Regions from separate parts of the Mus musculus genome. Here all the other regions are linked to region 1. A link is a loop called in an ENCODE intact Hi-C map of the cell type or tissue named here. Cell type or tissue: left cerebral cortex. All regions are shown on one strand. Links, peaks and the distances in the headings refer to the core of each region. The heading gives the core; the rest is flanking DNA.

Evidence for each region. Peaks named below come from ENCODE experiments on the same cell type or tissue, not always from the same donor. Only the 100,000 strongest peaks of a DNase experiment are listed, where the experiment ranks them.
Region 2: it touches region 1 in a loop (13-fold over the local background); 2 of 42 quality-filtered maps call a loop at or near these places.
Region 3: a loop joins it to region 1, with 8 times the contacts of the local background. A loop is called at or near these places in 2 of 42 quality-filtered maps.

What each region holds. Positions count from the first base shown.
Region 1 is chr7:124,784,087-124,792,562 of GRCm38, forward strand. No RefSeq gene overlaps it. Among named protein-coding and RNA genes, the nearest start is that of 3100003L05Rik, 79 kb to the left of the region's middle. In left cerebral cortex, for the core only: a CTCF peak has its summit at 1,109; DNase peaks (open chromatin) are centred at 4,569 and 4,879; H3K27ac peaks cover 1,277 bases.
Region 2 is chr7:124,902,950-124,911,425 of GRCm38, forward strand. No RefSeq gene overlaps it. Among named protein-coding and RNA genes, the nearest start is that of 3100003L05Rik, 200 kb to the left of the region's middle. In left cerebral cortex, for the core only: a CTCF peak has its summit at 5,205; DNase peaks (open chromatin) are centred at 2,854, 4,525 and 5,110; H3K27ac peaks cover 1,212 bases.
Region 3 is chr7:125,110,738-125,119,213 of GRCm38, forward strand. No RefSeq gene overlaps it. Among named protein-coding and RNA genes, the nearest start is that of Gm30501, 95 kb to the right of the region's middle. In left cerebral cortex, for the core only: no CTCF peak of the experiment used is centred there; DNase peaks (open chromatin) are centred at 2,031, 4,824, 5,039 and 6,641.

The sequences.
Region 1 (8,476 bases), core at 381-8,380:
TTAATGTTCTAGCAACAGAGGAAGAGTCTTCTAGCTGAAAATCTGAGTGAACATAACAACTACTTTTAATTGTCAACTTGACACAACCCAGAATGACCCAGCAAAATAGTATCAATGAAACATTATCTAGATTGGGTTGATCTGCAGCCATGTCTATGGTGGACTGTCTTAAATCGATGAGGAAATGTCCAGCCCATTGTGGGTGGCATAATTCCCTACCAATGGGGGTTGTCAAACTGTGCAACTGTGGGGAAAAAGTGATGAACATAGGAGGCAGACAAGTAAGCATGCACACGTTCATTTTCTCTGCTCATGACTATGGATGTGATGTGACTACCTGCTTGAAGTTCCTGCTTTGACTTCCCCACAGTGACGGACTGTGATTTGCAATTGCACACTGAAATAAACCACCCTCTCCTCTTAGTTGATTTTTGTTGGGATACCTTATCACAGAGACAGAGATGAAACTAGGACAGTACGCCTAAGAATCCTGATTCTATGACAAGGAGGAGGGGTATCTTGACTAACCACAGCCATTTGTTTTGATCAATCATAGCCATTTGTTTGGACTACTGTCTTACTTTGTTTTCTCTTGCTGTGATAAACACGGCAAAAAAGCAGCTTGCATAAGAAAGAATTTACTAAGACTTAAAATGTATGGTCCATCACGAAGAGAGGTTGGGGCAGGAACTCAAGGCAGGAACCCAGAGGCAGGAACTGAAGCAGAGGCCATGGAGTGCTGCTTACTGGCTTGCTCCCTAAGACTTGCTCAGCCTAGTTTTTGATATAACCCAGAGTCACCTGCCCAGCAGTGGCACTCTATTCAGTTGAATAGACCCTCCCACATCAACCATTAATCAGAAAAATGTCCTACAGAACTATGTACAGGCCAATTTGACAGAGACATTTCCTAACTTGAAATTCCTTCTTCTCAGATGAGAAGTTTGTGTCAAATTGACAAAACAACAACAACAAGAACTAACTAACAGACCAACCACATCTTAACCTTTTAGCTTCAGTCATGGTGTCTGACATTTATACTAGGGACTAGTCCCAGCCTAGTTTTCCAGCCCCAATCTCAGCAACCCCTTTAATGGGGATAGTGCGCCCCCTGTGGCCAAAGTAGAAATAATTCTAGAACCATCTAGATTTCTTAGAGGCTTCTTCTAATGGAGAAGAGGCTGCTGAAAACTGTCTTCAGGAGCCAGGGTGTTAAGCCACAATCTTTGTTTAATCTTATATTATCCACAAAGTGACCGCAATGGCTGCTGCTGGCAGGGAGTGCTTCAGCTGATCATGGAACTGAGAGTTCCTTCGCTTGGAGTGAGGAGGAGAGCCAACTTCCCCACCCCTAACAGCTTTGCTTATTTGCTAAAAGGAAGCAGTAATCCTTGTAGTATGCACTGAAGGAACACTAAGAACACCAAGAAAAAATTAAACAGATTTTTGTAGTTTAAACTTTTTAAACCCCAATTTTTATAACATTTTCTATAAATGTTTTAACCTCTCTTTTAGCCCATTCCCCAACAGAAGTAGAAAGTAAACGTTATTAGGATACAGGGAAGTAGATCTGTTTAGAAATGGGTCTTTGGAGCAACTCCCACCTGCGTTGTCCGCAGTTCAGATCACAGCACTTAGCAACAGCAGCTTGATCCATTCACAAAGACTTTATGAATATATCGGCAGTCCAGTTTAGTGGTGTTGGGATAGTAAACACGAATCAGTAGTAGTGGCATTACCTAGCAGAAACAGCCAGGCCTCAGCTAAATTGGCATGAGTCAGCAGGAGCGATTAGGTCAGAAGTTCGTCGACATGCCTCTCTTAACAAAGTGAAGATCAGGGAAAACTCCAGACCAAGAAGCATTGTAAAGCGAGCTATGCAATCCCCTGTCATTGTCTGTTGAGTTCTATTTATACTCCCGCCAAACATCATGTGTCCTCCATGGGTCTTGCCTCAGCATGTGAGTCTGTCTTAGCAAAACCTCATGTGCGTCTTTATTAGCTGCCGTCACTTTGCCAATTGGCCTGAGTCTACGGCACCAAGAAGCCACCAGACCACCATTAGAAGGGTTTCAGTGCCTTTCTCTCTATGGAGTCACAACAAACAGAGCTCAGCTACACGATGGGAGGCAAGCCAATATACATGTGTATTGTTAGTGAAGAATCCTTTATTGCGCATCCTTTTATGCGTGTGGGTTTTTTTGTTGTTGTTTTAGCAAATCATCTTTTTACCTGTGTCTGCTTCAGGAAAACACTCCTTCATGTGTTTGCCCCAGCAAATCATCATCCAACACGACTGACTTTCCAAAGAAACCAGAAGTTCTCACTTTAGATTTTAACTGTGCTAATGCCCAACTGGTGCTCACGAGGAGGGTCCCTTCCCTAATCTGCTCACTCTAATCTGTTTCTGGTCTGGATCTGACAGAAGGGAGTTTGGATCAGGGCCTCATATGGTTTGGACCCAGTGAATGAAGATGTGGCTGGTAATAGGCTGTCAAAGAGGGAAGAGCAGCAGGCAGCCTTCCTGGCATCTGTGAATGTGACATGCTTAATGTTTTCAGGTGGCTTTTCAGTCAATACTCACAACATTTTTTTTAATAACTAGCAATTATTACTGGTTATTTAACAGATAAAATGATCTAGTAAAAAATTTTCCACCTCCAATTTCAAGTCTTGGGTTCATGGAGCTTAAATAATTTGCTTATGAGCTAAGAGTCTATGTCTTCTTGGCTGTCCCGCCTCTGCAGAGAATTAGATTGTATAATAGATATGTACCTGTGCCGTCTTACTTGGTAATCAACCTTATTATTTTGGCTTCATTTACAGATGAGGAAAGCAAGACTTCTGCAGAGTTATGCAGCTAGGGAGATCCTGAAAGCAAAATCTTTTATTTCACCATATCCCATGCTCATTAGGAAAACCACTTAAGTCATGCTGTTCCACCTACCAGCTTTCAAACCAAGGACAAGGTCAGCTGATCACAGTATAATCATTTACCACATCATTGGAAATGTGTGTGTGTGTGTGTGTGTGTGTGTGTGTGTGGTGTGTGTGTATAAGTGTGCCGCGGTTGGGGAGGTCATGACAGTGCTCTTCTTAGAAGATAACTGATCAAGTGGGATTATTCATGATGTACGGATGGCAGGTACTATGTGATGTGTTATCAGAAAATGACTGCACCCTGCCTTGTTCCGAAGAAAATAAAGACATTCCATGGAAACTTTCTATATGGACTATCTGTTCTACAGGACTGTTCCCTTCTTTCTCTCATGTTTCCCAGAAGCCTGAGTTGGCAGCACAAAAGCTGTGTGTCAGGCATTGGATGCCACAGAGAGCTACCGTCTTCCCATCACAGAGCCAGAGTCTGTCTGCCATGTGAACTTCTGGAGTCTTCCACTTTTCTTTAGCTGCCAGAATCAGGCTCCAGGCTCCATTAGTCTGGTCCATACTTTAGCATTTCTATTTTGGGTTAGCAGGCAGCTGCCTGGGAGAAGGAGACAGAGAAGCATGGGTATTCTAGGAGGTAAGCTGACCTCCAAGGGCTCCTCAAAGTTTCTCCAGCAAAGAAAAATCATGAACACAGAATAGAGTCTGTCCCTGAAGTGGCAGAGCTGGGAAACACTTCCAGCATCATGTTTTTTAACCCTCTGCTTTGACCAGGATCTCTAGGGAGAGTAAAGGAAATCCCAAGATAAAGGGGGCTCTGGCCTGGGAACTGAAACATCTCCACCTTCACGTGCTTGTGCCTGTCCTGCACATTTCTGAGAACTACTTGCCTGTGCTTCTGGCACTGCCCTCACCTCAATAGGTCTTGTAAATCCCAAATACTTCTTCCAGTTGAGTCTTCATAAGCCATCCATCCATCTGTCCATTGCTCTCACATTAAGTATCAATTACCAAAATAAACTGATGCTATCCAAGACTGGCCTTAAAGAGCATCAGTCACATGGGCCCAATGTAGACCCACGCCTCAGGGGAGCAAGGTGGAAGAAAGAAACTAAAGGTTGTTAGGGAGTTCGGAACCCCTCAGAAAGCAGCAGGTATGTGAAACAGGCCTTGGGGGAACTTGTACAGGTGGGCCAAATGCAAAGAAAAATGGGTGTTTTTTAATTCAGGTTCTGAACAGTTCAGTAAATGTCACTTTGGGTTCACCCACGGAAGACAATTATTCTATCTCTGTCTCTAAGAAAGATTTCCAAGTATCTCATTATGGATGATATACAAGTTCTAGTCATGCATTGGCTGTCGAAGTCATGTGGGTCTGGTACACTGATTCTTGGTTATCTTCAATAGAGAGGAGACTCAAGCCAATAAATATCTCAGGAAAGTAGATACCTAGACCCAGATAAGTGAATGAATAATCATGCTTATAAATGCTTAGCTGCTGTGTTGGTGTGTCTCAGGAGAGGTGTTGGCTGCCACTGGGACACCTGGACAGGGACATCTGCACAAGAATGAGACCATAAGTGAGGAAACAATAAAACATAAATACCACCAATCACACCATTTTAGCACCCAGATGCATCACTGCCTGAAGTCATGTCTGGCTTATACTTTCCAACTACATGCATCAATTGGCTTCCCTTTCTGTTCAAAGCAGCTTGGGACAGTTTTAGCTGTCCACCACCTGAAAACTGCATGTTGACTCTTAAAATTATGTCTTTATTTTTGATGCTGGGGACCCAGGGTGTAGAAAGTTGTTTGAGAAAAAATTCAGCCTTGTCAGGATAATACAGGTTTCTCTTTAGGACATTCTAACCTATAGCCCTGGCTCTCTGTGTCTAGAGCTTTCTCCACCTACGGCTTTATACAGCCTCCTTTTAAAAATAACTTCCATCTGCTCGCCTGCCTGCAGCTCCTGCTCCTGCTTCTATTTCTGCATCGTGAGCTTCCCTGCACCAACCCCCACACCCCTGGCAATGACTAAGCTTTAGCAATAAACCCCTCAGCACAGTCTCTCTATCCAACTTTTGCTCTCCAGGTTCCATGGCAGTCTTCCCTTAGCTCAGTATGTGATCCATCAAAGACCTTAGCCACATTTCTGGTCTCACCTATGAATAGTAGGAATGGCATAAACAATTTCTTGACATCCTGAAGATAGATGGCTAATAGAGAAGATGTCAACCCATCTGTGCTCTTTAGAGATTATCCCCATCGTAATGGTTTAGGAAAGGAAGCTGGGCCAAGTTGATTGTAGGTAACAGGGATTCGTAAATTCTTGGCTCCAATAAAGCCAGTAGTCACTGCCAATTTATTAGGGGTTGTACATCATGCTAAGCATCTCTTCAGGTCTGGGTTTATTTCTGACCACCACTTGTTAGGTGTGTTGCTTATTCCTCTCATTGTTGTGACCAAATAACCCATAAGAAACAGCTTAAAGGAGGAATGATTTGTTTAGGGGATACATTTTATAGTGACATGGAATCATGAATGGTCTGCCTTAGAGGCGCCGGAAGCTTTGCTCTAGCAGTCAAGACACACACACACACACACACACACACACACAGAGAGAGAGAGAGAGAGAGAGAGAGAGAGAGAGAGAGAGAGAGAGAGAGAGAAGCCAGCTCATCTATGTATGTCATCTAGGCTCCATGTCCAGAGTCCTCTACAACCTCCCAAGACAGCACCACCATCCTACCATTTGGAAACCAAACATTTAAACACATGAGCCTGTGGAGGACATTTCACATCAAAGCCATAAAATTCGGTAAACAATAATCACCTCCAATCAGACACGAGGAGGGGGAGTTTGCTCCTGCTGCAAGTTCTAGTGCTGGTATTCCTGCTTGCATAAAATGCTTGACTTTTCTGATAGTGAGTCATGCTCTTGCTATGACCATTGAAATGTGAGTACACAGGACATGTCTCAGAGCCAGCACCCAATTCATCAGGCTTCCTCCTTCCTTTTTTTTTTTTTTTTTTACTTTTACAGATGATAATGACATCAACAACCTGCAAAGGAACACAACTCAAGGCCTCCAATGGGTGCTTCGTGGATGCACAAAAGAAGCATGAAATATGGGGCTGGGGATGTAGTTCTGAGGCAGAGTGTCTACATAGCAAGCATAAGACCCAGTATTCTGTCTCTAGTAATAAATAAGAAACAAGAACCATGCTTTTATGGGTTAAAACCTCTTAAAGTTGTAGTTTTCTTACTCTACCCACAGACAATTTAATTAATACCAGCAGAGTTCTGATCCAAACTACAGATAACCAGCTGTGAAGCCTGTAATTTAGCAGCTCTGTCTCCCATAAAAGACACAGGTGGACAAGGAAGCCAGCAATGACTAGAAGCCACTGGCATCTACTGGAATTCATCATCTCTTTAAGGTCTAGGGCATCACTCAGCCTCCCAGTAGCAGTCTTGGTTGTTGAAGCAGAGTTCCAAGGTAGCTCTAGATTGTGCCTGTCCCAGCATTCCATGATTTTGCCATTGGTCAAACACGTCTATAGCTTGTCCTCATGCATGACTTTCTCTTCGGCTCTCGGAGCACCTGCCTACCCAGAGCACCTGACTACTGGTGGCTGCTCACAGCTGCATCCTGCTACTCTCCATCTATATCTTTGCTTTAGCATCTCTTCAGACTGTAGCTGGCTTCTGTGAATACCCATGCTCTATCTCACATGTCTGTGCGGTTTGGAGGCAACTTTTTTTACAGACTGTTAACTATGGGTCCAGGTGTGGGGAGGTCAGGCAGTTGCCCCCTGTTCCAGGAAATGTTCAGACAAATGTAAGCACAGGCTGTGCATTCTCATACAATTTCCCTCCAAAAACAGTTTTTGCAGGACAGAAGAAATAAAAGGCTGGGTGTTCCATATCTTCGAGGATGCTTTCATACCCAGGGAAGAAATCAGAGTTAGACATTAAACTTGGGAATCGGGGAATTTATCCAACCCTCTGGGCTCAGCCCTATATAGAGATTAAGCCTTCTCTGTGGGTTTCCTAAGATTTTGACTACACATGCTAAATATGAATATATTCTTGTAAAACATTTAAAAAGTAGAGATGAGGCTGGGAAGATGGATCCACAGGCTCAGCTATATGAGTTCCTATCTGCAGAACCCACATAAAGGCAAATACAATAGTGGAAGCATCTGTAATCCAAGGACACCTAAGGGCAGATGGGGAGGTGGAGACAAGAGGCTCTGCAGAGGCCTGTGGACCAGCCAGCCTGGCCAAGGCAGAAGTGTAGAGGCACTGTCTCAAGCAATGTAGGAAAGTAAGGCTTAATCCTTGAAGATCACCCCATAAACTCCACACACATGCCCTGGCATGCATATGCCTGCCCTTCACATGTGCACTCACATACTACACAAAGAATAATTTGTCTTAAAAAGTAGAGGTTCTTCTACAGTTTCTTTTGACTAGGAACCTAAATTTTCTATCAGTTGTCTTAATGCAGGGCTTTGCTGCCGTAGCATGGGTGTACCTCCAATTCCTGATCCTGATGACTCCGGCTCCCAAGTGTTGGGGTTACCAGCTGCATCATCATATCTAGCTTAGGAAGTCTTACTCTAAGCTGGCTCCTCTTCCCTGGTGATACACATGTCAGCGTTGTAAACATTTTTGGATCTTCCTCTCATGATTAGAGCATAGAATTACATCCTGTAGTGCATAAATTATATCATTCTGCATGTATTGCTTTGTAATTTGTTTATGTAACTATGGAGCATAGATTCATCTCCTTCACTTAAACTCTAATTGACGTTCCATATAGTGACTATACTGTTTCTTTTACTTAGCCACTGTCCCCAATTTAATGGACATATACCTTTCTTATAAAATTATTGAGCATGCTGTGGTGAGCATCATTTTATGCACAGTCTTATGCAGATACATGAGGTCTCAAGATCTAGTACTGGAGACTGGAATTCCTGAGCTGTCTAGGAAGTTCAGCAGACATTGCCCAGAGCAGGTTCAGGCTGGTTCTCTACTTTGAACATCTGACTCTGCTTTCTTATGTGGCTCTTAAAACATACCCCTTGCCGACACACTTAGCACCTCAACTCAGTAGCAGCAATGTGATATTTACTTTAGAAGCCATGTATTTCACACATCTTAGGGATCTCACAGAATCTTCCGAAGAGAGATGAAACAATGCAGATCTGGACTCTTGGTTCAGGAGGGTAAAGATGTTTCCGTTCATTCACAGAGCCATGGGGTGGCAGATTCAGGGTTTAAATTCTGGTTACCTGGATTGCATCGTTCATACCCTTAATTAGGTGATAGGAAGTTGATTATTTATGAACTACTAAGTCTCTCAAAAAGAAATCTTTCCAGCGTACAGTACCCACCTTATCAGCATCCCTTCTTGTGTAGCCACTGGTCCTTATGCTGTCTAGTGTCAGTGAGAAGCTGTGGGAAGTGGCAAGGAAAACAGGGTCTTCCTTTAGTGAGTAGAGTATATATCACCTGCAATCCCCACTTACAGGTGCAGCAGCCTGGGTGATAAGAGCTCCCCTGTAGCATGATGGG
Region 2 (8,476 bases), core at 354-8,353, 120 kb after region 1:
ACAAGTGAAGCCTAGAGAAGCAAAGGTTCTGCAGACAATTGATCATCATCCCGCTAGCATCCCCTGGAAGCCTGAAGATGCTCTTCAGGTGAATTTCTGCTGTGCCTATTGCAGCCACACATGCCATGTTACCAGGAAAGCATCTGCAGGAACATGTTAAGAGGGGTGAGGAATTCACTAAGTCTGTGTTCTGATTCACCATCAAGGACTGGTTTCCTGCACTATCACCAAGCAAATCCCACTTCAGCAAACAGCCATCACCAAGTTCTCTCTCTCTCTCTCTCTCTCTCTCTCTCTCTCTCTCTCTCTCTCTCTCATTTTTATGTTATGAAAATAAGATTAAATTAATTCAAAGTTCTCTTATGCACAGAAAGAAAGAAAGAAACACAAACAGAAGGAATCAAGGGGAAGAGAGGAGAGGAGGGTAAAAAGGGAAGAAGGAGGAAGGAAGGGAAGGAGAGAGGGAGGGAGGGAGGGAGGGAGGGAGGGAGGGAGGGAGGGAGGGAGGGAGGGAGGAAAAAAACAGGAACAGGATAAGAGGTAAGCAGAGGACTAGATGGGAATTAGGGGATTGGTAAGAGTTGGAAGGGAAAGGAGAGGGCAGTAGTGTGGGGGTGAATGTCATCCCAGTGCCTTGTATACAGGTATAAAATTGTCAGAATAAAAATTGCTATCATTAGGGGTCAATAGGACAAACACAACGTTCTAACTATGATCTAGGATTTCTAAGTCTGCATTGTGCGGTATGCATTTTACATATAGGAAGAAGGAGACACAGAGGGAGGACATCCTTCCTCCAAGTTCCTGGAGCAATGTGGCCAAGCAGGGTTCCCAGCTTCTTCCAGTGTCTGTGCTGACCTGGAGTCCTCATGCCTCTGTCTCCCTAGCTCTGCAATAGAAGGCTGGGATTCGGGGCTTCGTGCACAGCATTACCTCCAAATCCTAGGAAACCAACTTGCTGAGTATCAACCATACTCTCCGTGCACACCGAGGACTAAGTTTCTATAGACATGACTCTCTCTGTGACAGAGGAATTCTACAGCCCTTCAGGCTCCTTGAATTGGGACTGGAGCTACAATGATCTACACTGGAGCAATCCCACTTCTCTCTGGGACATTGGTTCTCCAAGCATTTCTACAACCTATTTTTGGTTGCAGATAATGAGCTTCCCTCAAATGTGGTACAAAGAATTTTCTTATGCTTGACATGAGATGGGACAAGGGCATCTCTAGGATGCGTGTGCTCTGAATCTCTCAGACACACTGATCCTGACTCACTAGAATCATGCAGACCTGTGACTGAATGGACAGGGCCTGTTTAGAGCCTGAGTTCCTTCAGATTAACTAGAGAAAGAACAGGACTATATTGAATTGGATGGGTACTTAGCATCTGTGTGAGCACCATTCTCTCTGGAAGCCCATATCTGATTCCATAAAAATCAAAGACAAGAGTCAAGGGGAAACAGCAAGGTGCCCACGACTTTATTTACTATCAGACACCAGAAGGCTGGTGAGAAAAGACAGAAAGAAACTGGGATCCAATTGTATAGACGGATAAATAGATCAGGTCAGACAAAATATGAGACCAGTGTGAATAGTTAGAATCCAGTTTGAGGGGTTAGATTGCAGGTAGAGCAGCCTGTTGGGGCCCCTCTCTGGGGGGGGTGTCAATCAATCCTACCCACCCACCCATCTACCCACACACTCACTCAGATGTCTTATCTTGAGCAGGGTATTGCTGTGTTAAACACCATGGCCAAAAGCAACTTGGGAAAGAAAGGGATTATTTGGCTTATATATCCTGGATCACAATCCACTGAGGGAGGTCAAGGCTGGAACTGAGAATAAGAACCTAGAGTCAGAAACAGAAGCTGAAGCCAGGAAAGGGCTCTGCCTTCTGGTTTGTTCTCCATGGCTTGCTCAGCCTGCTTTCTTATCATACAGGACCACTGCCCAGGAGTGGCATAAGCTGAAATCACCCATATTAATCATTAATAAAGAAAATGCCCCCATAAACTTCCCTTCAGGTCAAGGTAGTAGTGGTGTCTTCTCAGCTGAAATTCTCTACTCCCAGATGATTCTAGCTTGTGTCAAGTTGACCAAAACAAACAAACAAACAAATCAAAACAAAACAACAAAAAAGCAAGCAATGAGCACTTCCTGGTGCACACAGCACACAGGAAACAGTGGTGTGAATATAATCACCAAGCAATTGAGACCGTAGAAATCTACACGCATACACCTTGCTCAAAAGTCTTCCAGCTACCTGTTTGCCAAATACTAAGTAGGTGACAAGACACACACTTACAGGTAGCCCTTGGCATTCAGACCCATTGTGGCCTCTGCTGAGACTCTGCTTGAGAAATGTCCTAAGATGCTTGCCATTTGGAGGATACCTTTCAGTCTCTCAGTCTTGTGTTTGCATCCGGCCTCCGACCGACATCAGGAAGACCAAGGGCAGAGATTAAGGGCCATCAAGACTGCGGCTACTCTTCCTAAGGCCCTGGGTCAGAGATAGCTGTCCCGCTCACAGCAGGGACACAGATGTGGGTTTGTTCAGGGATGGCTTTACTCTAATCAAACTGGGATTAAAGAGCTGACTCAGTGGATCTGTATGTGCTTGGGGTGGGAGGAGCCAGGGAGGATCCAGCCAGTCCTCTCTAAGGAACCTGGGCAACTGGAGGCAATCACCTCCAACTGGGACCTCAAACCAGAGGAGAGCTGTACAGCCTTGGCTAGCCAAGTAGGAGGGGCGGGCCCAATTAAAGTGGCCACTGCAGGAATTTAATAAGCAGGGGACCATTTACCGAGAGAGCTCTGCATTGGAGAACCTGGGCTCATTTCTGAACACAGAAACGTTTGATGTCGGACATCTGACTCTGTGTGGAGTTCTTAGCCAACTCTGCAGAAGGCCCACATCCCAGGGAGAGTCCTTTGAAGGAGCCAGGGCTGTCAATGGAGTTGTACTAATTAGGCAACAGGAGTAGCCCCAAATGCCTGTCTTCATTTGCAATTCAGTGTGTCTCTAATTTGCCAAATATAAAACATCCTCTCTGGAAAATCACATTCAACTTAGTGAGAGAGATTTCCTCACCTGCCAGGTAGGAAGCACTTAAGGTACCAGCTAATTGCCAACTGCCCGGTTCATATGATGTAGGCCTACACTGTGCGGTCTAAGCTGGAGTAAGGCACAGTGTCTCACTCATGCTAGGCACATGCTCTGCCATGGAGTCACACAGCCACACATCTATGGCTTGGGTTCCCATTTTGCAGATAAAGAATCTGGGGCTCATGAAAATGACTCTCCCCTGCCCCATCAATCAGAGGGGGCAGTGGCTGTTGTAGAAAGAGTGGTTCTGAGCTAGAATGCTTGCTCTGTGGGGGATCTTTCAGCAGTGTTCAGACAGTTTGATTGCCCCAGTTAGCTTGAAGGCTATGGAGGAGCAGTTTCCTATCACGCAGAAACCCAAGATGCTGGTAAACTCCTACCATGCTAAGGGCAGCCCCGAACACTGAAATGTATGGGTTATGGGGTCATCTACCACGTGGGCTTCAGAACCCCAGGTGTGTGTGGTTAGCTAGCAGGAGATGGCTTTGCATGTATCAGCTGGCAACAGCTATGGGATTTGAAGAAAGTCACTCAATTTCTCTGAGCCTCATTTATCATCATCTTTAAAACAGTAGGTGAGAGAAGAATCTACAAGACAATATGAGGCAAGTCCTCTCTCTCATCTCCTTGCCTCTCTTTTCTTCCTTTCTAGAGGCAATCGGGTATACATTTAGAAGTTTATAACCTGAGCAAGGCCATTGGCCAGCTGTCGGACCTGAGAAACTCCACCTTTCACTAAAAAACACTTTAGCATTGAGTTTAAAAATCAGGTGACTCTAAAAGACTTAATTTGATATCTTTGTATTCCTAGAATATACATTTATTCACCTAAATAAAATATATGGATCATAATTCATAAAAAAAGCAAAACATGCAGCTTCACTTTCAGGGAGACACGTGGCGCTCAGCACTCAACCCAGTTTGCAGGCAATGAACATCAGGCTCAGGCCTTAAGACTCTGCTTTCTTCCACTTACGTTAATGTGGCTGGGGTGTGAGTGACGGCTCCCAGGACTGATGTTTGACAATGTCCTTGACAATCACAATATTATATTTTCCTGGGCAAAACCAATTGGCCCAGGAAAATGTATATGACCCACTTTGACTTATGAGATAAAAGATGTTACCTCTTTCGTGGGAACAAGTTGGGGGATAAATTCTCTTTTTTTTTTTTTTTTTTTTGTCCTAGATGTGGGCTGGGGGGACTTAGGAGTAGACGCTCCCTTGAGAAAGCCAGCCTGGACTGAGAACAGACACATTGTCCAAGCCTCTGATTACAACCACGTCTGATGCCTGGTCTTTTCATAGTGTAAGAGTCCCAGAGCCTCGTCTGACTTCTACGTTTATGTTCCTTGGGAACAAATTGTTCCGAGGAGCACAGTAACAGCTCAATTCTGTCTGTGCCAGGGACTAAGGTGGATCTGGTCCAGAACTTAACTCCTGCTCTACTGCATATGTTCTTTTTATAGAAGCATGACACATATGCACATAAATATCTATATAAGAAGGAAATGAGATAGGTGTAAGGGAGAGAAAGAGATAGAAGGAGGGAGGAAGGGAAGGAGAGAGAAACACTGGTGTGCAGACCAGTAAATGTCCATAAATTTACAAGTGAGGATCTAGTGAAGCTCGAGCTAGCGTTGAAGCCCAGGGCACTGCTAGCTCTGCTTCCTGACTGATCCTCTAAGCTAACCATGCTCCTGCCTTCTAACGCCACAGGTTAGTTCTGCCTCTTTACTTTTCGGTTGGTTGGTTTATTGTATTTGGCTTATGGTCCCTGCAGTGAGGGCATACAAGCCTTGTCTGCTTCTATTATGTCTTTGTGGGGGTAGCTCAAAGGCTCAGCTCTGAATTCATTAGGGTAGAGAAATTCAAACCATAGCTGGGGGCCCTCTAACACCTCTATGCCTGTGTGCTCTCTGTGGCCCAGCCCTTGCTGATAGGAAAACTCCTCACCAAGGTTGAGAATTCCTTGATGTGCATCCCAGGAGGAACCCCAGGCTGAAGCTGCATCCTGCCTGTGACCCAGCTTCAAAAGACACTCACTCACCATCCTTCCCAGCATAGTTACGGCTTGCACAGAGTCAGGAACAAACTAGGAACCACCTATTGGTGGAAGAGTGTCACTCTCACAGACCTGGAAGATGAGATGTTCTGTCTGCTCTTGAGATTTATGTGAATGAAGCAAGCACAGGGTGTTCTCTGTGTTACCTTTTTCTCACATCAATTCTTTCACTTTATTGACACTATTGTATTTACATTCTGTTCATTTCTGGAGCTGTATCCTTATATATGTTCCTAGGATAGATATGTCGTCCTTTTTAGTTGGCCCATTGTACACTGCACTGTGAGCATTCCTGAATGAGTCTTCTGGTGCCCATGTACATTAACCTCTGTGAACAAGTCAGGCTATGGTGCTTGCATGCAACGCCTGAAACACCATGTTTCAGCATGAATGCAAAGCCAAAACAACATGTTGTTTGGAGGCAGGCTGATCTGAAACTCCTGTTCTTCCTGCTTTGGCCTCTTGAGTGCTGAGAACACAGGTGCATGCCTGGCATGTCATCTTCTGCAGTGACAGTTGAGCAAATGCACACTCCAGCTGTGACAGAGACTCCTACCCAGGTTTTCAGCCACACTTGCCAGGATAGTGTGGCAGCACATTTACTAACACCTGTCTGTCTCTAGTAGTTAATTTTTCCTCTGTCTGTCATCCTTTTACACTCAGATATAAGGACACACAGTGTGGCATCAAGAGCCACACGGGAAGCCAATAGGGTGGAAAACAAAGTGAGCTATCCAGGAGGAATCCTAGGACGCTAAGGCAGGAGTGGGTGGGTGAGTAGAGGACAGAGGAGGGGACAGGGGCCTTGTGAAGGGGAAACTGGGAAGGGGGCATCATTTGAAATGTAAATAAATAAAATAACCAATAACAATGAAAAGAAAAGCGAGTTTTCCAAGCCTGGAGGCTTGGGAAAGTATCTGTAAGATTTCCATTTAGCTTGAACTTTCAAGAGCAGACATTTCTAACAGGAAAGGAGATAAAGAGGGAAGACTGAAGACTGCACTAAGGGAAGTGGTTAGCAGAATAATATTCCCCAAAGATGTCCATATCTAATCAGAAAACATTTATGTTATAAAGTGAACATTCCTGGTTGTGTCATGTGATGCAGACTCACATGGTGTTGTTGAGGCAGTCTCACGAGACATTTTGCTGAGGCAAGGCCTATGGGAGAACATGTGATGTTTGGAGAGAGTATAAACGAACAGTGGTAGGGCACTTGCATAGCTAACTGTGCAGCTCTTTGTTGGTCTTGCATCTTTGCTCATCTTTACTTCATTGAGAGAGGCATGGCAGAGAACTCCTGGCAGTCCAGCTGGTCCTGGTTGCTCCCACTGACTCCCCCCAATTTGGGGGAGGCCTGGAGGTTTCTGCTGGATTATGTTGCTATTGCTGATTTGTGTTTGGTATCCTGACACTGCTGAACTGGCCTGCTGGTATCCTAAAAATGGAGACTGGAATTACCCCAAATAACTACTTCTAAACAAGTCCACATCCCCTTGTCCTATTTACTCTTTCTTTCTCCCCTGCCTTTGGACGGTGGTCTAGAAACAGGGCTCAAAACAATTGAGAACCCTTATTAAAGTAGTCTTTGAAAAATCTAATCCCATAACATTAGTGTGTGTGTGCACCATGGAATACATATGTGCAAAATGGAACACACATGGAGGCCAGAGGACAACTTCAGGGAGTGTTCTCTTCCATTATATGAATCTCAGGGATTCAACTCAGGTCATCTGGTTTGGCAGCATTGCCTTTACCCAGAGTCCCCTAAATGTCCATATTCTTAGTCCCTGGGACCTGGAAGTGTTAGATGAACTTATATATGTGATTAAGTAAAGATGATGAGATAAGAAGACTTGGAGGAAGAGTCGGAAAGAATGTCAGAGTGGAAAGGACTCTTCATGGACTCACTGCAGCTGCGGTCACCCACATAAGAACGACGTAACCAAGCCTGCCTAACTCCAGCAGATGGCTGATGACCCCCAAGTCCAGCTCCTTACTGAGGTCATACTATAGTTTCTGGGGAGATGACACCATTTCTTTTGCAGTGGGTGGCCACCTGTAGGTTTCCCATGCTTCAGTGGGCGGCCTCTCAGCCATGTACATGCAGACAATACTAACTAGATTGAGAGAGTTATAAAGAATAAACAAAAAATAAAGTTGGGAGGGGACAAACTGGGGGAGATACAGGGGGATTAGAGGGGGAAATAAGAGGTAGGTGTGATAATATTTTTTCGTATATATCTGTGAAATTCTTAAAAATAAAGTTTTTTTTAAATTGAATTTAAAAATTAAAAAGAGAGAGATGCTTTAGGACCACCTGGATGGTCCCTGTGAAAAAGATGCTGTTCTGAAGGGCCAAAGTCTGGTGATGAGGCAGAAGGCAGAGGGTGGACTGGCTGGCTTTGAAGTTGTTGGACATAGTCTTGGGAGCTAGCAAAGGCCAGAGGGTAGATTATCCACTAGAATCTTCAGAGGGCTTGCAGTTCTGTTAGCAGCCTGACTTGAGCCACATAAGGGCCATTTTAGGCTTCCGGCCTCCCGAACCATAAAATAATAAATCTGTTTTTCTTAAGGTGACATGCTTGGGCTCATTTGTCATCGCCACTGGGGGTGGGGGGGGGGACTAATCCAAAAGGAGAGGTCATGAGCTCTCACAGGATAAGAGCAAGAACGGAAAGGTCTCCAAGGAGAGGAAGGATCAAAAGCTAGAGAAGGAACTGTCTCCCAAGAGAGGGTTGTCCAGGAACATGAACTAAGTAGGGCTGAGTTATTGGCCCCAGCTAGCCTGTCTCTACTGGTACTAGTTTTCCCTGGAACAGGGTTGTGTTGACTGGTTTTATAGACACAAGTTAGAGTCACTTGGGAAAATGGAACCCTAGTTGAGAAATTGGATCCACCAAATCGGCCTGTGGACATGCCTCCAAGATACTTTCTTAACTGGTGATTGGTGTGGGAGGGTTCAGCCCATTGTGGGTGGTGAAACTCCTAGCCTTGTGGTTCTGGGTGCTAAGAAAGCAAACTGAGCAAGCCATGGGGAGCAAGCCAGTAAGCAGTGATCTTCCCTGAGCTCTGGTTTAGTTCCTACTTCCGGGTTCCTGCCTTGACTTTCTTCCCAATGGACTGTGAGGTGAAGGTATAGGCTGAAATAAATCTTTTCCTCTCCAAGTTGTTTTTGGTCATGGTGTTTTCATCATAACAATAAAACAAGGGGTACCTAGAGGGGACTCCTAGTTCCTAGTAGCATTCAGTGACCTGAGCACCTGACAGTGTTGCCACCTTCTGCTCCATGATTCAATCCTCA
Region 3 (8,476 bases), core at 370-8,369, 330 kb after region 1:
TGTGTTTGTATAGGGTATGCCTATATTTATATATGTACATAGGTATGTATGTATTAATTTATAACTGTATATGCATGTATGTGTATATGTACATTTATGTGTTATAAGTATACCGGCATATGTATATATGCATGTTTGTATAAGTATGTGTATATTTATGTACATATTTTTCCAAGAATGGAATTGAGAGTCTTGCTCATGTTGGTCTGCTGCTCTGACACTGAGCTACATCCCTAGACTGCCCTCCAGCTTTTCAAAGTCGAGCAGGAAGCAGTCTTGACATTAGAGAGAATCTAGGACTAGCCAAGAATCTCCTCACAGGTTCTCAGGCTTCCAGAGATGCTTCATCCTATGCTGAGCTCTCTCAAGCCTACATGACCAGAATAACAGCATTGTTCATAAACCCTAACCCATCTGAATGACCTAGTTCACATTCCAGCCACAGCCAGTGATGGCGCTTAGAACTCCCTACCAAGGAGCTGTGTCAGTACCAACCAGGAAGGGGAACAAACTGGGAACTAGACTCCGTTTTGTAGTCATAGCTCTTTTTTTGTTTGTTTGTTTGTTTGTTTGTTTGTTTGTTTGAGACAGGGTTTCTCTGTGTCGAGCTGTCGTGAAACTCACTTTGTAGACCAGGCCTGGCCTCGAACTCAGAAATTCGACTGCCTCTGCCTCCCAAGTGCTAGGATTAAAGGCATGGGCCACCACTGCCCGGCTATGGTCATAGCTCTTATGTTAGTGTGTCTACACAAATTCTTTAGTGCAATGATAACTGCAAACTATAACTTCTGATCTTTGAGACTGGAAAAAGCTCAATGGATAAAGTGTTTGTTGTCCAACGGTGAGAACCAGAGTTGAGAGTTCCAGTACCCATGTGAATGGCAGGTAGGCATGGTAGCCTGCCTGGAATTCCAGTGCTCAGAAGCCTGGAAGGCAGCAATAGGCAGCAATAGTAGTAATAGCTATATTACTACTGATCTCGGGGTTCAGTTGAAAGACTCCCTCAAAAAAATGGAAATCAATCAGAAAAGACACCAGCCTTAGGCTTTCACAATGCTTGAACATCCACATGTACCCACACCCCGACACAAGAACATATATACACATATGCACACACACCACACACCAACACACACACAGCAACACACACGCACACACTCGACTTTGACCTCACCTTCCTTCTTGCACCACTCCAAAGCACACTGGCCTCTGTTTTGCCTCTCAAACATAGTCATAAAGATTGTTCCCATCACTTCATAGATTGATCAATTGTTTTGATTGATTATACTATTCCATATTAGCATGTAAGAGCCCTGAACACATTCTGGCTAGAGGCAAGGTTTCTTCCCCTTCCCTTACTTCCCCATTGCTTTTGTTGGTTTCTCCTTTTCATGAGAACATCAGTCCCATACGACTAGGCATCCCTGATTACCGGAAAACCTAATCCTAGACAGCACCCAGGGCTGTGCTTTCCCTACCCTGACAGTCTTACTGAGTCCTCACTCACAGCACCTAGCACTCTGAGCATTAGCGCCTGCACACTCAAGCCTGGAACTCTCCATACTCTCCCACATAACCTACCCCTCCCACATCCCAGCAGTTAGAACATCGACCACTCAAGCAATGATACCTGATCCTAGGTTATGTTGTAATGCCATAGCACAGTACTGAAGACTGGGCAATTTATAAAGACAAGAAAATGATTTTTTTGTCATTGTTTTGGAGACTAGGATGTTCAAGGTTGAGGTGCCAGCACCTGGCAAGAGCCTTGCTGTTGTAACAATCCATGGAGAGCAATCAGAAGGACAGATGAACAAGAGGTGGGATTCATACCCCTAAGCCCCACCTTGGTGTTGGTCCTCTTCTAAGGGCAGAAGCCCCCATGGCTTAGTCACCTCTCTAATGTCATCCCCTGGTACTTGCACTGAGGAGTCAGTTTCCAACACAGGCTTTGTGCTGGGAGACAGCACACCCACCTCTTTTCACAGAGAGAATGATTTCCCCTAGGAAGCTGAAATGCCTTTCTGTGGGATGCTTCCAACCCCCTACCCATGGTCCTCTTCATCCCAGGATCTGGAAGCATGCAAGTACCCAGATGGACGAGTCTCCGAGAGACGGTCGTGCCTGGTGCAGCTTCACACAGGGAAGCTGACACCACGTCTTCAAACATTTTTAATTGCCCTGTCAAGCTGACAATTATAGAACTAATTATTGAGGAGACAATACCAGATACACTGACTGAATCAAGCGTCAACTGAGTTTTTATGTAATTATGCAATTTAATGAATTGAAGGCTACAGTAATGGACTATTGCTGGTTAATTAGGGACTCCCTTTCTGCTAATAATGCCATTTATTTTCGACTCTCGGTATTTATTTTCAGCATCTAAAGCCTTGGACACGTCTTCCTCTGACACTGACATGTTGAGTGGTTTTCTGAGGGCTTGGCTAACAATTGTGTTATTTATAGGCAGCCATCTTCTTCCATTCTCTGGCTGAAGAACTCCAACTGGTTTCTGTTTTATTGCATGCATCTCATTTAGTCCCTGTGCCTAATTATCCTGCTACTGGGTGAAGTGCTCGTGTTTTTCTTTCTGTGTTGAGGCAAAAAGAAAAGTAAGGGATTGTGGCAGAAGATCATTGGCCTGCATCGTATCAAGGTTAACCCTCATTCCTTTGCAGCTGTGGGTTTCTCTGTGTGGTGCTGGGGATGGAACCCAGGGCCTCTTGCGTGCTAGACAACTGCTTTACCACTGAGCCACAGCCCTAGCACTGGAGTCTGTTTTCATTTCTTACCATCTTCTTGATTTCTTGCCTAGCGTGTTGTGTTCTCAAACTGTAGAGAAACAGCTTTTAGTCAGTCTGGGCCCAGGGGTGGGGTGAGGATAGGGCGTTTTCATGTGAAGATGCTTTGGGCTGTCCCGGTGAGGACATTGCTAATCACGGCTGATGAGTGGAAACCTGGATGTGGCAAAACATAAAGTCACACACAGGATGCCAGGCACAGGCTCAACTTGCCCAGGAACTTGTCAATTATCTCGTCAACGTGTCTGAAGATGAGAAACTCTGGCACAGAGTATCAATAACCATGAAGTAAGTTGATTTTCACCAGCCCAGCTTTAAGGAGGAAAACAAATATTTCACAACATCTAAAACATGATGGAACTGTCAAAAGTATGTGAAGCCAACGACATAAATTGTGAAACATGAGTCACAGGGATGTTTGCTCTTCAGCAGTTAAAATATTTGGAAAGAATTGAAAAAAACTTATAATGACTGTTCCCTGTGCAAAGCCAGTCTCTAGTGTCCAAACCTGGTTGCTCCAAGTGGGTCTTAGACAAAGCTGATCATTGGTGGAGGACATGGGAGAACAATGGTCAAGGTTTTGTTACGCCAAGTTTCTCCGCTGTGGTTGTGAGCCTAGCCTTTAAAGGCTGAGTCATCTCTCCAGCCCAAATTTCCCCCTTTGTAAGATTCAATTATGCCAGCTTTCCAGGAGGACATTTTTGTGGGTCTAGTACCCCATTTCTCACTTGTTTTCTGTCAGTTGATAGGACTGGGCATGGGGTTTATAGAAACCATGATCTGGCTGATCTTTGAGGCTGTTCTCTGGCACCATTGAGTAGTCGTGTGGGTCTGAGGGATCTCAGAGCTAACCCATGACTGCTGATGAACATCTGTGAAGACTAAACCTGGAGCTTGGAATGGTAACATCAAGACACTGATAAATCTATCTTGGCCGTCTCAAAGAAGAAGTTACTCCAAGATGGGCAATCACCAAAGGGAAGGGAGAAGGAAGAACAGGGTGGAGAAGGAGGCTCATCATTCCTACCCAGGTCCCACATCATTGCTCCTAAGCACCCTCTTTTCTCTGCTCTTTTTCCTTGGAAGACTGTCCTCTCTTCCCCTGCTACCATGTTTAAGCAGAGGACTCTCAACTTCATATCCTCAGGCCAGCGAGACACTTCCAATTACATGCCCCAATAACTCTACAAAATGTACCTGCTCACAGCTGTGTCTCCTGCTACCCAGCCCTCCCTTTTAGTCCTTGGACTATTGTTACTGCTGATGCCTTGCTTGTATCCCTCCCATCTACATCCCTGCCCTCTTTCCTCACTCCTCCACATACTCTGTCCCTCAGACCATACCTATACCTTCCTTCTGCCATGCTTCCACAATTGCTCAAATGCTGCATCCATCCCCTTTTCCCAGATCTATGCCCCCAGAGACCCCCAGAGATCTGAGGGGCCTCTTCTTTCATGCTCTCAGCACCCTACTCTCCATTAAAATAGTTTACTTTGGTTGCTGCTATAGTGTCTCAAGTTTTTTCAAAGACTTATTTATTTATAAATATGGGTGCTCTGTCTTCCTGAGGACATCAGATCCTGCTATATAGATGGTTCTGAACCACTGTGTGATGCTGGGAATTGAACTCAGGATCTCTGGAAGAGCAGCTAGTGTTTTTAACCTCTGAACCATCTTTCTGATCCCACCACTCATCTTCTCGTGTGTCACCTTTACCAATCATCCTCTATGCTCATGGTTTGTCCTTAAAGTGAGATATTATTAACTCCTTCCTGCGGATGAGGGAATTAAGGTTAGACAGCCCGGGTCTGTGGTTCAAATGAGAGGAGACAAAACAAAAAATAACAAGAAACATACAAACAAACAAAACAAAAAACAAAACAACCAGTCCCATCAGAATGGGAATCTGATTCTGCCGTGCTGGCCACAAAGCCTTATTACTGAGTGAGTTGCTGGCACACCATCTGTCCTGCCTCCCACACCAGAAAAATAGTTCCTTGAAGATGGAATATATATCTTTATGTTGGTGTCCCCAGTAGCCAGAGATGGCATCTGAGCATCAAGGAATGTTTGACTGGCTTAATGAGTAAGAGGGCACTTGGAATCTCACTCCTCTTTTGGAGCATTAAGAACTTTTTTTTTCCGTAAAGGATGGGGCTGAGACTCCATCAACACTCAGATGCTATTATGCTGAAACTCTAACGAGCTCCCTCCAGCTCATAAACTCCAAAAAATAAGTGACTCATCTGTTTCTGTCCTTGCACCAGTCGTTTCCCATCTAGAAAGAGCTCGATCATGCACCGCTTGCATTGTCCAAGGAGAGATGCCAAGTGAACCAAGCTTAAGGAAATCATTTTCTCTGCCTTCATTGCTTTCCGTGTCAGACATCTCAGTCAATGAATAAATGACACAAAGAGTTGCAGGTAACCCAGCCCTCCTTCTCCTCACAGCAGCTCCTGCTTAAAGTGTGTGTGTGTGTGTGTGTGTGTGTGTGTGTGTGTGTGTGTGTGTGTGTAAAGAAAAAAAGGAAAACTTTATGACAAAGGCAGGAGAGAAGCAAAGTTGGCAAATCCGACTAGATTGGCAGTTTCTCCTCCAACATTGGACTCAAAGTTGGTCTAATTAGCTGAGCTGAGACTAGAAAAGAGATTCCTGCAGGGCTTGCTCCCTCTCGGAACTCTGTGGTAGCAAACCATCTGGAAGACTATGGCAGTCGCAGGATGTTTAATGAACTAAGTGGATCTAGGTACAAGGCATCCCCGGATGCAGCAGTGCTGGCCACTGAGAAGTGGGAAACTGGGGTGGGTGGAGTATGGACAGTAGAGCACTCTATATGACAGAAACAACTCAGGGGAGGAAAGAGCCCTTCAGCTCACATCTCCAGAGGGTTTCATGATGGCAGGGGAGGCCTGGCAAGTAAAGTGTGTGACAGCAGCAGTTCCCACTGCAGCAGGCCAGGAAGCAGAGAGGGTGATGAGAATTAGAGTCCTCACAACACCTTCAGAGGTCAGAGTGTTCCCATCATCCTGTGGAAAGCTTCCTTTAATGTCATGGACAAAGACCACGACAAGTGACTTACTTATATGCCAGTCGGATCTGACCTCCTGAATGTCCCACAGCCTCCCAACAGAGTGTCATCTGCTAGAGAACACCCGTTTCAACCAGGAGCCAGAGGGAGACATTTCAGATTCAAACTATAACTAATAAGTCCTTTCCTAGGGCGTCTTCCCCCCGGACACACACAGTGGTGGTCACTACACACAACCCCTGATGTCCTGTCATGCTCAGCCCTGCCTACAGTGGCCCAGGTTCACACTACCTTCAGTAAGAAGGGATAGAAGCAGCAGAGAACCAGGTGGCAGGTACCAATCAAAGTTTGATAGGTGGGAAGATGACAATTTCTATTTGTCCATAGCAAACCTTGAACAAATGGCTAAAAAAAGCAATAAACGAAATTATCTATCCTAGAGAGAAGGAAGCTGTGAGAACCCATAGGGAATTTAAGACCCAAAAGCACCTGGGTGGAAGAGCACACCCGCAGTGCAGGTCCAGTGGACAAGTGAGGGGGTAGGGGAGAAAAGGAGATGTGCACAACTCCAGAGTGCAAAGGAAAACCAGGCACAATGTAAGGTCCAGCACCTATAGAGGACCCAGATTCAACCGGAGTCAGGTGGCCCAGGGGACTCTGGAGATCCCAGCACAGGTCTCAGCTAAAGGAGCAGCTGCCAGCCAGCCACAGCCCACCATTGCCACATATTGCTCCAGTCTCAACACTGCAAGGTCTTCCACTGTTCCAAGAGAAGCCAGAAACCCAGAGCGTGCGTTAAATCCCACACAGCTGAAGTGTTGGCACTACTTCCACATATTTTAAGATACTTTACAGACGAAACGAGACTGTCTGACGGCTAAATGTAAATGTGCAGCCTCCTTGCTTGAAACGGCTGCAACACAGAGATCCTCTGGTGGGACAGCATGACGGCTCCATGGTGACAGTGTGACAACAGTAATTTCAAACATGATCTCCTCTGGCTACCAAGAATTTCACTGTATAGGAAACTGGAGAGTGTCTTAGAATATAAATACAGATACATAGATAGAAAGATAGATGACAGGTAGGTGACAGAGAATGAAAGAAAAGCAAGCAAGAAAGAAACAAAGAAATAAAGAAGGAAGATGAGTGGATAGACAGATGACAGGTAGATGATAGAAAGACAGATAGGTTGATGGATAGATAGATAGATAGATAGATAGATAGATAGATAGATAGATAGATAGATTAATAACAAATGCAAATATCAGGGGATTCCAAAAGGCTCTGCTCATCCCCTCACTCATCACAATCCTAGGCACCTATCAGTCTCCATGGAGCAACCTGTAAGCAATGGCCACTGGAAGAGGGCAGGTGGTTGCTCTCACCCCTGGCCTTTGTGTTGAGGTCACTAAGATGTTCTCCACAGTCTCCCAGAGTCCCTTGATATGCAGGTCTCTGCTCACCCCCTCTTGATTATTGGTGCATCCTTCACTAGCTTCCCTGCTTCTCTACCTCATAACGCCAGTTCTCCATCAAGCTCTCTAGAATCACCTCCCAGATGAACGCTATGACACCTCTCCTGCACCATGCTCTGCCCCTTGGAAAACCAAACCCAGGCAGTAGATGTCCCAGCACAAGAACTGAATTTCTGAGGCAATGATGGTGGATGTGGAGGGTGTTCTGAAAACAAGGAATGGGCACCACACAAGTTGTTCAGGAGATCCTGAAAACAAACTCTGGGCTTTAACAAATCTTCCAGAATCAATCAATCTGTCTCTCTCTGTCTCTCTGTCTCTGTGTGTGTGTGTGTGTATCTCTTTATCTATATCTCTCTATGCCCTCTATGTGTCTCTTCATGTATCTCTCTTATCTTCCTGTATCAACATCTCCTTCAATATCTCTCTTCTCCTCTTCCTTCTCCTCCTCTTCCTCCTCTTCGTCTTCCTCCTTCTTCTCTCACTCCCTCCCTACCTCCTTTCCTCCCCCTTCAACACTCTTCTGAGTCATTGGCCTGTACTATAAATAAATAAGTTTTTCTATTCTCTAGCAAGGAGTTAATGATATGTAAATGAAGCCCTGGGTATATATAGGAAGACCATGCACAAAAGGACCTGAAGCAGTTCCCTTCATAGAGGTTCAAACACTACTTGTGCAGACACCCTATCCTCAGTGTGGTGAACTCTGAGGAGCCTCTTCTATGCTGAGGTTCATCTCTCTTGAGTCACCTTTGTCACTTTGCCATTTACCTGAATACAACTGATCCACAAAGAATTTTTTAAAAATCCCCAGCAAGCCAGAATTTCCACCATGAATCCACACTCTCCTCTACAAGTATGAAAGCAGCCGTGCTTACATACACTGTTATGGAAATGTATGTCAGTGTAACACTACAGCAGGTTCAAGGGTGTACAACATCTGCTTTCATGGAACTGCTATACAGAACAGGCAAGGACATGCTACTACAGCACTGCTCATGAATGTAATAGTATATAGCAACCAATACCCACTACATGTCCAAGTTTAGTATATCCATGTGTATCCTCTATGGTAATTCTGTGAGTACAAATATTGTACATCCTTAAATCCCACTTTAGTGTTACATTGGTGTGTGTTTCTGTAACAGTGTATGTAAATATGGACA